Regions from separate parts of the Homo sapiens genome. Here all the other regions are linked to region 1. A link is a contact called in ENCODE Hi-C or POLR2A ChIA-PET data. All regions are on one chromosome and are shown on one strand. Each heading gives the region's core, a stretch centred on a gene start or an enhancer-like site at or near the end of the contact. The rest is flanking DNA. Distances are from core to core; before and after follow the strand shown. Region 1 holds the start of SLC25A24 (solute carrier family 25 member 24). Region 2 holds the start of TMEM167B (transmembrane protein 167B). Region 3 holds the start of WDR47 (WD repeat domain 47). Region 4 holds the start of STXBP3 (syntaxin binding protein 3).

Evidence for each region. A loop is a pair of places that touch in the nucleus more often than their neighbours do. ChIA-PET counts read pairs that join two places held with the same protein, here RNA polymerase II (POLR2A). Pooled maps may share reads with other maps.
Region 2: a pooled map shows a loop between it and region 1 (2.0-fold over the local background). The contact joins the promoter of TMEM167B here to the promoter of SLC25A24 in region 1. A Hi-C loop is called at or near these places in 2 of 168 maps with a recorded cell type or tissue (CD8-positive, alpha-beta T cell and naive thymus-derived CD4-positive, alpha-beta T cell) and 7 of 50 pooled maps. POLR2A ChIA-PET finds 5 or more read pairs at or near these places in 4 of 52 experiments (CD4-positive, alpha-beta T cell, CD4-positive, alpha-beta memory T cell, PC-9 and 1 more).
Region 3: a loop to region 1 is called in a map of CD8-positive, alpha-beta T cell, with 27 times the contacts of the local background. The contact joins the promoter of WDR47 here to the promoter of SLC25A24 in region 1. A Hi-C loop is called at or near these places in 1 of 168 maps with a recorded cell type or tissue (CD8-positive, alpha-beta T cell) and 7 of 50 pooled maps. POLR2A ChIA-PET finds 5 or more read pairs at or near these places in 3 of 52 experiments (RWPE1, activated B cell and naive thymus-derived CD4-positive, alpha-beta T cell).
Region 4: a map of B cell shows a loop between it and region 1 (5-fold over the local background). The contact joins the promoter of STXBP3 here to the promoter of SLC25A24 in region 1. A Hi-C loop is called at or near these places in 3 of 168 maps with a recorded cell type or tissue (B cell and naive thymus-derived CD4-positive, alpha-beta T cell) and 12 of 50 pooled maps. POLR2A ChIA-PET finds 5 or more read pairs at or near these places in 3 of 52 experiments (A549, MCF 10A and T-cell).

The regions. Positions count from the first base shown.
Region 1 is chr1:108,198,540-108,201,592 of GRCh38, forward strand. SLC25A24 (solute carrier family 25 member 24) reads right to left here and starts at 1,804. Exons shown (of 10, transcript NM_013386.5): 1 at 1,417-1,804. The coding sequence starts at 1,599. RefSeq lists a silencer at 1,588-1,927 and an enhancer at 1,728-2,022.
Region 2 is chr1:109,089,211-109,092,263 of GRCh38, forward strand. TMEM167B (transmembrane protein 167B) reads left to right here and starts at 1,554. Exons shown (of 3, transcript NM_020141.4): 1 at 1,554-1,672. The coding sequence starts at 1,663. RefSeq lists an enhancer at 1,188-1,387.
Region 3 is chr1:109,040,641-109,043,693 of GRCh38, forward strand. WDR47 (WD repeat domain 47) reads right to left here and starts at 1,462. Exons shown (of 15, transcript NM_001142551.2): 1 at 1,222-1,462. RefSeq lists a silencer at 1,110-1,659.
Region 4 is chr1:108,745,013-108,748,065 of GRCh38, forward strand. It overlaps STXBP3 (syntaxin binding protein 3), which reads left to right and starts at 1,662. Exons shown (of 19, transcript NM_007269.4): 1 at 1,662-1,774. The coding sequence starts at 1,726. RefSeq lists enhancers at 1,341-1,911, 1,434-1,843 and a silencer at 2,044-2,163.

The DNA of each region.
Region 1 (3,053 bases), core at 554-3,053:
GTGATTTAAAAAGAATTGGTAACATATACTATGACACAAACATATAACAGAATATGATGCAGTTACGTAAAAATGGTGATACAGCAGCAATTCTCAAGCTTTTTGATCTCAGGATCCCTTTACAATCTTAAAAATCATTGAGCACTCCAAAGAGCTTTTGTATATTGTAGGGACCATGGAGTTGTACCACTGAGATCTCCCTTCAAAGGCACCTACTGTGAGGAACACAGTTGACTTCCACTCTCTAGCCTCTAACCCTGGCATCTGCTGATGCACTGCAGCAAGGTCGTCCCTTTCCTGGGCTGCTTCCAGCCAATGATTGGACATGGTGGGGAACTCCAACTGGGCCATTTCTGGGACAATCAGCACAAAGTACCAAAAGTTGGTTCCTTCAAAGTATGAATAAAATACACAAAACTTTGGCAAGATTGAAGGGGAGAAAAGGATAGATATGAGGAATGAAATAGAGAACCTACCTACAGATTCAGTCAGAAGTGTTATAAAATCATCGGTGAGTATTATGAACCTTGGACAGAACAGGCAGTTTCAAAAAAAATTGTAACTTACTAAATCTGACTCTAGAAGAAACAGTAAACTGAAGAGGCCTATAACTACCAAAGACATTAAAAGAGAAGTGAAATATAACTATATAACAGTTGTTGGCCCTCATAGTAACCTAATCACTTTCCCTCTTTGGATAAGAGAATGCCAGTGTCAGGGAACGCTTCAACAGGGTTGGAGAAGTTCCACATATCTCCACCCTACTAAAGGGGCAGAAGTTCAGGGGCACAGTTAAGATGACTCAGAGAAAATGAAATTGCTCAGTCGCAGGTCAAGTCAACCCTTCAGATCAATTTATGTACCTAGGGCATTAACCTAGGAATGTCTTAAACAATGGAATGCCGCCATTCCTTCTCAACAGGAAGTGGGGGAAACACGCGATTGGTTTTCAAACAGTTTTCAAACAGTAGACAATACACATAGCTGCTGTAACAAAGCAGCTTCGAAAGAGATCGAATGTGTGCGCCTTTATACAAAACTTGGGACCCACTGAAGTCTGACAGCTAAAACGGATTACATGTCTGCAAGGTATTAAAACAGAAAACAAAGAACCTGGGATGGATTCAGGACAAAAGTGTCTTAAAAATTTAACAGTGCCCGTGGGCCAGAGTGTCCACAACACTCATTTTATCTGGACAAATACCAGTAGACTTTCGTATTATGACCCACTTCTGTTACCGGGGTCGCCGGTCGCGGCCCCACGCCCGAGTTTCTGAAGCCACCGGAGCGCTGGGCGCCACAGTTCCTCCTTCCTCTCCTGGCAACGCCTCAAGCCGCCGCCCTCCTCGGTCCTCGCAGTGTCCCCAGCGCCCGCAGCCCTCCCTACGCTCAGGCGGCGCCCCGGCGGCGACCCACCTCCTCGGCGTCCTGGCCCAGAGGGATGCCCAGGTTCCTGAGCCCCTCCTGCAGCTCGCCGATGTCCACCACTCCGTCCCCATTGCGGTCCAGTGCCTGGAAGAGGGTCTCGTAGCGCGTCGGCTGCTCCGCGTCCTGGCAGGCCGCGGTGGGCAGCACGAAGTCCCGCAGCCAGCGCAACATGGTCCCAGAGGCGCAGGCGGCCTGGCCGAGGAAGTCACGGGAGATCGAGGGCTGCGGGGCGAGACCGGGACCAGCGCGAGGCCGGGCTGGGCGGGGCGCGCGGCGCAACAGCGTTTGGGGCGCCGTCGGGGTTGCGGCTGCGGCGCGCAGGGCGCAGGGCGCAGGAGCGGAGACCCCACCCGAGCCCGCGCGGAGCGCAGGGTGTGGCCGTCCCGCCGCTGCTGGGGAGGAGCTCGCCGCGCTGGCCTCGGCGGCACTGGCCGGGCCCGCCTCCAGAGAGCCGGAAGTGAGGGAGCTGGGAGCTGGGTCTCGGGAGGTGCTGTGCGGACCCGGGGTCGACCTCTGCCCAGTTGCCAGTCCCGCTGTCAGCATGCGGGTCCGAGGAAGAGGCCCCCAGCAGGTCCAGGGCTGCAGCGTCAGCGCGTCGGTGGCTTGGGAGCGGGGTCTTGAAGACTGGTTACTCCACTTAAAGACCCTCTCGGGCCGGAGCCTTGGCGGTCAGCCCAGAGCTGCTTCTCTCTGCCTGGAAACTGGGCCATGGAGGGCATTGTCTCTCACGGATGTCTAATTTTTTCGTGGTTGCACACCTGGGATGGCGATTCTGCTTTAAAAAGCAGAGAGTTAAATCCTAAAGCATCTATTGGAGCAATTATAAAACAAAAAGGAGAAACTCCTGGATTTGTTGCAGAAAAGATCAACAGCCATCTGCGTGGGCAACGGGGAAAAGAAGGACTAGTTTGGTAGGCAGCTTAGCTAGGATTTGCCCGTGATTAAGCGTATAGAGTGTCTGCCAGCTGCACTTATCAGAAAAAACCACAGCGCCCTCCTCCTTCTCAAGATGGGTGCAGTTCCGAGGTTTGGAGCTTATTACTCAGGCAAGACAGAACTTATTACTGCCTAGCATGGAATAACGGAAGGAACATTGGACTTAACAGAGAAAGTACCTAATCCTTCAGGTGTGACATAGCGTCTCCGGGTAGTCTCTCATCAGTAAAATGAGAATATAAATATCTGCCTTCACAACAAAGTTGTATATTAGGTGTGAAAGGTCTTAATTCTCTAAGGCGCCAATCAAATGAGATATCATTAATTGTAATAATCCTGTTCATTCACAGCTGCGTAAGAGGAACTATTGTTGTACTGCTGTTTGCAGAAAAGAAGATACCTCTGTACTTGTAAATTAGGGTGTCTCACATCTTCTGAATCACTACACAGAAATCAGTTCCAACAACAGCCAGGAACTCAGACCCTGAACTTACCTCTCCTCATATCATTTTGTATGTTTAAGATATGTATGAATCTAGAATTTGTAAATTAAGGGCTGCCTGCTTAGTAAAATCATCTTGAAACTGATTTATCTTTTTATATTACTTCCAACTTCCAGTCTTATTAAGAATCATTGCCTTCCTTTGGAACTGCCTTCAAACTTCAAATTTTCTCTGTCCTTGAAAACC
Region 2 (3,053 bases), core at 304-2,803, 890 kb after region 1:
CTGGCCTTGTCCTAGGTTTTGTCCCGTATATACGCCGTCTTTTTTTTTTTTTCTTTCTGCATGTATGTATATTTTCTCAAGGCATCTGTCCTGCACTAGACTTTGGCTTGTCTTTCCAGGCCAGCTTCCAGAGGATGCTTTGGCAGTTTTCCCTCTGGGTAACCAAGCAGGCTGCAGCCAGCAGATGGCACTGCAGCAGAAAGGGGCAGAGTCCCTTTAGGCCCTTGACAAGCACGGCGGATTAGTAACCGTATAATTTAACCCTCCAGTTAGCCTTGGAGGACTCGGTGTCGCACTTCCGCCCGAACTCTAATAAAGCGGGCCGAGTTGTGTGCAATTAAGGATTTCAGTATGCAAATCTGAATCTGTACTTTTGTCTCCTCCACCCCACCCCCATCATTAGACTGGCAATGTCTTTTGTCACGTTGTCAAAGTGTCCTCAGAGAAGCGGTGTCTAGATATCGCCGATTTCTGGTTAAAGTGGCTGAAGTGATCCCAGCATTAATTAAATGCAGGAGAATCGAGATTCTCCTGATAGTTTAAGGAAAAGAAAAATTCACACAAGCAAACGGGCAACCCTTTGAATGTTTTCCGACGACGTGGTGCTTTAGGATCTGAAAGATGCGACTTGGTTTTTGTTGTTGTTGTTGTTGTTGTTGTTGTTTTTGAGACGGAGTTTCCGCTCTTGTTGCCCAGGCTGGAGTGCAATGGCGCGATCTCGGCTCACCGCAACCTCCGCCTCCCAGGTTCAAGCGATTCTCCTGCCTCGGCCTCCCGAGTAGCTGGGATTACATTACAGGCATGAGCCACCATGCCCGGCTAATTTTGTATTTGTAGTAGAGACGGGGTTTCTCCATGTTGGTCAGGCTGGTCTCGAACTACGATCTCAGGTGATCCGCCTGCCTCGGCCTCCTAAAGTGCTTAGATTACAGGCATGAGCCACCGCGCCCGGCTAATTTTGTATGTTTAGTAGAGACGGGGTTTCTCCTTGTTGGTCAGGCTGGTCTCGAACTCCGACCTCAGGTGATCCGCCTGGCTCGGCCTCCCAAAGTGCTGGGATTACAGGCGTGAACCACCGCGCCCGGCCGCGACTTGTTTTTGTTACAAGGTTCCTCATTTCATTTGCAACGTTCAGACGCAGTCTGACTAGATTTCCATCCGGAGTAAGGAAGAGCAGCTCAAGGGCAGTCACGGAGGCCGCAGGTGCGGCTTCTTCACCCGCGGTGCTGGAGTTCTCTCAAGTGGAAGCCCAGGACGATGAAAACCTCATAGGTAGGCTGCTGCTTACACACAGCAGCCGCCACGGCGCAAAATAAACTACAAAACTACAAGCCTTTACCTTTTCAAACACACTGACGCGGGCCAGCCCCAGCCCTACGCCCGCAGGGGCACGCAGAAAAGACTTAGTTACCACGGCCAAGTACGAAGCCTTCGAGATAGCGTTCTTCTTACCCTACGTAAACACGCAGTTTCCCGAGCTCGACAATCGGCTAGCCACTCCTGATAGCGTTCGGCGCTCGCCTCTCGGCCCTTGCTCCTGCGTACTACGGCTTCTTCCAGTCACCTCGGCCCGGATCGGGAAGTGTCAAGCGGGCGCTCCCCCATCTCCGCCGCTATTACCACTGAACCCGGACCCCCTACCCAGGTCCAGGGCCAGCCGCCATGACGAACGGTGAGAACTGATGCCCTGAGCGGAGGGTGGGAGTGAAGGACGAAGGGAAAACGTGGCGGGCGGGGCCGGGACTGACGTGGCCGTTCTCCCCGCCCCCTCCCAGCCCGGCCCCCCTTGGCCTCTCGACGCCCCTAACTTCTGTACCCCTATACTCCTCTACGGGTTCCCCCTTCCCATATTCATCTAGGACCCCCAGTGCCTCTTATGCTCACACCTCGAGTTATCTATCCCTATGCTTTGCTTTCCCTTTTCTTTTTCTTAGTTCTTTCTGGCCCTTGGAGAGGTCAGTCCCAGAGGTACTACTGCTATTTAAACCCGGGGAAGAGAGAGGCTCCTCCTCCCAGCTCCCTGCGTTCTCATGCTTTCGGACCGTAGTTTTGTTGAGAGGGCCAATAAATGACATAGAATATCAAGTCCCACACTTTTGGGGTTGCTGGTGAATGTAGACCCCACAAAAGCTTCTTCTTACGGAAAAATACCGGAAAGATTTCTGATTTTAAAGTCCTGGCGGGGTGATCCCACGTGGAGACCCTGACTAGTGTTGCAAAGGGTGGATTTAGACACTGCCTCTTCTAGATGATGAGGCAGTTTATCTGACCTAATTTTCCAGGCCTCTTCAAACACTTTATGAATTCTGAATTCCAGAGGAGGACAGGAAGGAGGGCCTTCATGATTTTTAGTGTCAACCTTACAGGAAAGGAGAAGAGAAAGCCTTTTAGGCATTACGATGATTTGAGGGGCTCCGGAAAGCATTTCTCAAAAGTACTTTGTCCATAGACCTGGCACTGAAGACTCGAATTTAACCTCCTTGTGAATTTTGGCATTGTCTGCAGAAACTTATGAGAGAAAAGGGGTAGCACGTGAAGGTATAGTTCCTCAGAAAACCTTAGTGTATGTATTAATTTGCTGGACCCTTTCTTAGTGACAGCTTAGCTGTGAGACAGTTTTACTGGAGGAAGAGAGGTAGTGTGATCTAGAACTGGCAGACACTGGTTATATATAATATTCATTTGGAGCTTCCTGGGAAGTCAGAGGTCTCAGGATACTAGGCACAGTAAGAAAAGGGAATTTACCCAGAGGAAGACAGAATCTGAACCAGGAAGTAAGACAGCAGTTTGACACGGTAGTTGCTGAATAAATTTTAGTCATTCTTCCCCCATTTTGTGGTCCAATATCTTCTTGTTTTTTGCAATTAGGTGATTCATTGTGCTTCCCTGTACAAGAAATAAGCTTGGTTTATGTATTTAAGAAACAGAGCTAAGAAGTTAAAGCTTTCTATGTTGAAGCCTTAGATACTTTTTCTTTGTTTTAGAAAAATCTGTTATTATTCTGGCAGAAATTCGGTTTGTTAAGAGTATCATCCATAAAGTGTAAGATAATG
Region 3 (3,053 bases), core at 212-2,711, 840 kb after region 1:
TCCTATTGGAAGCAATCTCTCCTAATCTCCCAAACCTAAAGTAGAATTATTCATTTCATCTTCTTCCTAAATGAGACCTCGACAATATGCCATATAAAGGAAAATGGGCTCTTAGGCGTTTCTCCTTCTTAGTAAAATGCCAATGCAACATATGCCAACACTGGAGACAAAAAAATTCTACTTGAATTTACTGTGAAAAAAAGATTTATAGCATTTTTTAAACCTACATGTTCATTTCTGTGCCATTAACTTTTTGAGGCATTCTACAGAGTCTCCAACAAAGAGAGAAATAAGTATTAGGATCACAACCTACGAATCTGGGTGGAACAAAGACTTCTCCTTTCATTATGCAGAGAAAACCAAGTTGCCAAAAAAAAAAAACGGTCCCCTCAGATACCATGCACGGTTACTAACTGCACGTCTGGGTACAGAGAAGGAAAAATCATCTGGTCAAAAGCCCAAATGCCGCCCCGGCCTACCCTCGCCCCCCGCCCCCGCCCCCTTTGCCCATGGCCTCGCCCCAGAGCTAGAGTTCCAATATTTTTCTCCCCAATAAAGGGAAGCGGTTTAACCCTTTGAGTTCCACAACCTTGCGTTCTTCTACGCAGGCGCCCCTCCAGCGCAATCCCAGTTCTAAATCGAGTCGCTGCCCCTTTCCGCGACCACACCCAGATCCCCAAAGGCCTGCTCCCATCCCGACCATTGATGTGAGAAAGGCCAAAACCGGCCCCAGCGGGGCTCCCAGCCCCGCCGCTCCCTCTCTTCCTCCGGGCCAAGGCGTGCCCAGAAAGGGACGCGAGCGCGCCCCTCAGTTCTCGCACGGGCTCGACCAAGGGGCGAGGAAGGAAGAATCGGCGCAGCGGCGAGATGGGCACGAACCTCGCGCTCACTTGCTGCTCAGTGCCAGGGCGAGGGGCGTCGCTCTGCCCCCAGAATCCAACTGGTAATGTGGGAAAGGTGTGGTCCAGGACCGGTGACCTCGAACCGGGGCCCAGCAGTTCGCAGATCCTCACCCCGCGATGCTGGGGCCTCACCCACGACCCCAGCCCCCTCCCAGTCGGCACCCAAGCCCACTAAAGACCCCTCTCCGGGGCCGCAAACACAGTCCTCGGGGCCGCCCGGTCGGAGCCGTGTCAGGTGGTGACAGGAGGCGACGGGTGACCATGGCAACCCGAGGTGTGCAGCGGACCGACCCAGCCTCCGACTCCCGGAGTCACCCACCTGAGGGCTCCAGGGCAAGCCCGGAGGAGCGGCGGAGGAGAACGCGGCTGGGAGGCCGGCGGCCAGGGCCCCGAAGCGGCCGGCTCCGGGCTGCGGCAGGAGCACGACGGCGGCGGTCTGGGTTTGGCGTCGGTCCTCCCTCCTACCGCCCGCGCGTCAATCCATCAGTTCGTCAATCCGTCCTTCTCACGTCCGCCCCTCCCGGCCCAGCGACTCCTCAGCTCAGCCTCTTGCAGACTGCGGTTGTCAAGTGCCGGGGAGCCGAGCTCTACCCGCGAGCGGCAGCCAATCGCCGCGCTTCCCCGAGGCGCCTCAGGACCCCGCCGCGCGGGGCGGCCAGGCAGGTGCCTGAGCCGAAGGGCGAGTCGGCGGGGCGGGGCGGGGCGGGGAGGGGCGTGGAGGGGCGGGCCCAAAGCTGGGGCGGGGAGGGGCGGGGCGGACCAAAGCCTGGGCGGGGCGGACCAAAGCCTGGGCGGGGCGGGCGGGGGTCGGGCTTGGAGGGACCGGCTAGGGGCCCGGGGGAGTAGCAGAACGGGTGCGGCAATAGCGTGAGACTGGTGGCAGGGACGTAGACCCTTAGCTGGCCGGTGACCCCATGTCCCAAAATAGCACGAACAGGATTGTCGCCTGCAAATGGAGAAGACTGCGCATTAGGATTGACTCTTCATACTCCTCCCCGATAATTAATAAAGGTTAATGAAATTAATGTTGCCTTCTACCCTTCTTTCGCTGCTTTCCTAGGTCCCACTTCGTCCCAGAAAACTCCAGTAGTTTGTTTGTCCCCTTCCTGGTTTCTCATTTTGCAAAGCTGATCTGCCTTGAAAGCATTTTTCAGTTACTTAACATTTAATATGTTCAGGTTTTGTCTACTCCTGTTGGTTGTAAGCCCCTTATTCCACAAATATACGTGATGTTCAACCGAGCTTAATTAAGCATCCAGGAAGTATAACCATAAGGAAGAATACAATTACACAAACCTGTAAGAACATCATTCTCGGCCAGGCGCGGTGGCTCACGCCTGCAATTCCAGCACTTTAGGAGGCCGAGGCGGGCGGATCACCTGAGGTCAGGAGTTTGAGACCAGCCTGGCCAACATGGTGAAACCCCGTCTCTACTAAAAATACAAAAATTAGCCGGGTGTGCTGGCAAGCCTCCTGTAATCACAGCTACTTGGTAGGCTGAGGCAGGAGAATCGCTTCAACCTGGGAGACGGAGGTTGCAGTGAGCCGAGATCATGCCACTGCACTCCGGCCTGGGTGACAGAGCGAGAGACTCCGTCTCACAGAAAAAAGAACATCATCCTCACAGAGGCGAAAGTCCAGAGTGAGCTGGACCTCCCAAAAGGGGAAAATGGGGTAACAGTCTGGTAAAGAGAATAAACATCAAAAATATTTCTGGCACTCCCATGCTTATTGCAGTACTATTCACAATAGCCAAAATATAGAATCAACCTATGTCAATCAACAGACAAATGGATAAAGAAAATGTGGTACATATACACAATGCAATCTTTTTTTTTTTTTTTTTTTTTTGAGACGGAGTCTCGCTCTGTCGCCCAGGCTGGAGTGCAGTGGCGCCATCTCGACTCACTGCAAACTCCGCCTCCCGGGTTCACGCCATTCTCCTGCCTCAGCCTCCCGCGTAGCTGGGACTACAGGCGCCCGCCACCAGGTCCGGCTAATTTTTTTTTTTTTTTTTGTATTTTTATTAGAAACGGGGTTTCACCGTGTTAGCCAGGATGGTCTTGATCTCCTGACCTCGTGATCCACCCGCCTCGGCCTCCCAAAGTGCTGGGATTACAGGCGTGAGCCACCGCGCCCGGCCACACAATA
Region 4 (3,053 bases), core at 412-2,911, 550 kb after region 1:
TAGAGTAGGTTTAAAGGAGGTCAGGGCTCCAGCTTCTATTCTCATATAAGCCTTGAACAGAAAAACCACTCAGCCATAGGTTGTGCCAGAACCCATTTTATGGCCTTTTTTATTGTTAGATACAGGGTCTCATTCTGTTCCCCAAACTGGAGTACAGTTGCATGATCATAGCTCACTGCAGCCTGGAACTCCCAGGCTCAAGCAGTCGTCCTACGTCAGCCTCGCAAGTAGCTACGACTCCTCAGCTTGCAGGTAGCATGCGCCATCATGCCCAGCTAACTTTTTTATTAATTTTTTTTTTTTTTTTGGTGGAGACAGCAGTCTTGCTATGTTGCCCAGGCTGGTCTTAAACTCCTGGCCTCTATCAGTCCTCCTGCCTAGGCCTCCCAAAGTGCTGGGATTACAGGTGTGAGCCACCATGCCCAGCCTGTTCTTAATTCTTCATTTGCCTTTCCTCTCCTAAAAATTGCAGGTTACCCCACAGACTACTCTATTGCTTTCCATGTAGCCCAAGCCTGATCTTTGTTCCCACTCCACCACTAAGTGCATCCTTGGCAAGTTACTTGACTTCATTAAGCCTCAGTTTCCTTGTTGTAAGTGTTGCTTTGAGGATCAGTGAGGTAATCTACTTAGCATGGTGCCTGGCATATGGTAAGTAAGCACTCAGTAAATATTAGACATTATTATTAGTAGTAGTATCTAACCACTTCTACTTCCCTGTGTGACCAATTTGAATCTTTACAGCCACTGGTTCTTTGCAAATCCTTCTAGGAAAGCCTACTTTCTGCCAATGTCACATGGTTATCTCACAGTTAGGGCTCTTAGCAACTAAACTGATCTCACTTACGTTTGATTACTTTGATTTAAAGTCCCAAAGGAACCATCTCAGTAAACAGATCTCTACCTAAACTTTCTGAGCTCAGATCTCCTCCTCTGTGAATCAACTTTCAACAATAATTGTAGATTCTGAAGCATTAACAGGCCCTCCCTACATTTGTTGCATAAATTTGTTAATAAATGATTATTCTTTTGTTGGTTCATTTATGTATATCTTATCATTAAGGCATTCAATTTTTAAACTAAGTTTTAACTACCTGCAGCATTCCAGGAATTGTGCTCTTTAATTAGATTGTAAATTATTCAGGGGAAAGAGTTGATCTCTCATTTCTTTGAGTTTCCTAAAAGTCCAGCACAGTTCTTGGCACACTGGAGGGAACCTCACAGTTCTACGCAATTACTGTGTCCTTGAAAAAATGAATGAAATAATCATTTGGGGACAGTACATTTTCCATTGGGTAGTTGGGCTGGCTACTGAGTGAAGTCTATTATGAATCGCCTTGCGAAGTGAAGGGTTCTTCTGTAATGGGGAGGATCCTCCAGTCTTCGTGTATGTGTGAACTCGGAATTTCATAGACGGCCTTGGCTCACGATCGGTTTGGCACTTCGCGTTCCTAGGCCACAGGACGTCGAACCTCGGGCGACAGCAGCCTCCCGCTAGGGGGCTCCCGACTTCCCACGGAGGTTCCACCTGTACTGCGCAGCCTCCGTCCGGGAGTGGGCGGAAATTCCCTTGCTGACGCGCGTGACGTCACCGGAGGGCGCGGTCTGCTAGAGGGGGTGGGGCATTCCCCTGCAGCAAGGGGCGGGGCCACCCCAACGCCGCTTCTGCGGCCAAAGTAGGTTGGGAGTGGAAGGTGGTGGCTGCTGCTCCGCAGTGTCGGGAAGATGGCGCCGCCGGTGGCAGAGAGGGGGCTAAAGAGCGTCGTGTGGCAGAGTGAGTGCGGTGGGGTAGGGGTTGAGAGAGGGAAGGCCGGGAGGCTGCCGTGCCGGGCCTCGTTTTGCAGCCCCAACCCAGCGGTCTGTTGAGGAGCCGCCGCGAGCACTTGTTGCTTTGGGACCTGTGTGAGGACTTCTTCCTGCTTTCCTGCCCTGCCTTATTCCTTGCCAGCACCAGGGATGGGCGGGGTGCGACGGGACGCGGCCTTCTCGTTGGCGTCGGGCACCCCCTCGCCTCGGCCGCGCTCTGGCCGCGAAGCTCCGCCCCGGGTGAGCCGCCCGGCCCGGCTTTCCCTCCCGCGGAGCCCGTGCGTGCCCTCGGCCGCGCTCCCCACTCTTCTCCGCTCCCGTCCGCGCTCCACCAGTTGGGGATGTCTCTCCATCCGAGACAATTCGGGCGCTGTTTATTCCGCCCCCATCTCCACCCCACACTGGAGTTTGCAAGGACTGTTTATTCTGCTTATTCGTGTTAGTATCAACCCGTGCTTTTCAAAAAACCTCACTGTTTAACAGACTCATCTTCCCCTATTCCGAGAGGAGCCTACTTTCTGAAAAGTTCTTGAGAAGAGACCATTGGAATGACCGGTGTCCAGCCGTGACATCTTCCTGCATAGCCTGGGCAAGAGCCGCTCCTTCCGTTTTCCCTACTCTCGGGGGCCCCTCCCTGCTGTTAGGACCGGACTCCTTATTGGTTACTGATGTTCTGCGGTATCATCCACAACTTTCATAAACATCGCTCCAAACCTAGGTCTGGCAGGTTAGAGAAAGAATGAAACCACCCAACAGGAATAACCATCATTGTTTGGTATCTCTGAGTTCAAGATAATTATGGCCTAGTAGTGGAAAGGGAGTAGCATCTAATTAGTATTTCTTAGTCCAACTTGTTGAACAAAAAACAAATGATTTAGTCAGCAGAATTCTGGGAGTTAGAGTTCCTTGTCTAAAATTAAAAATCCAAATCAGTAACTGGGATAGTGCTTAACATATAGCAGGCACTAAGCAAATGTATAAATAGGTGAAAAATATGAAATTATCTTTTAAAAGATTAGATAATTTTAAGGTTGGCATTTGCTTTTTCAAGATTTACATGGCTGACTTAAGATTTGAGATGTTTTAAAACAATGGTATTTAAATACATTTATGTGAAAATGGGTAACAAATTGTGTTGTATAATTTCCAAGATATATATGTGATTAACATCCGCATGTATGTATTTAAGCCAGTTCTTTACATATTGAATCATAAGCTTTTCCCTTTTTCACATTTTCCTTCTGATC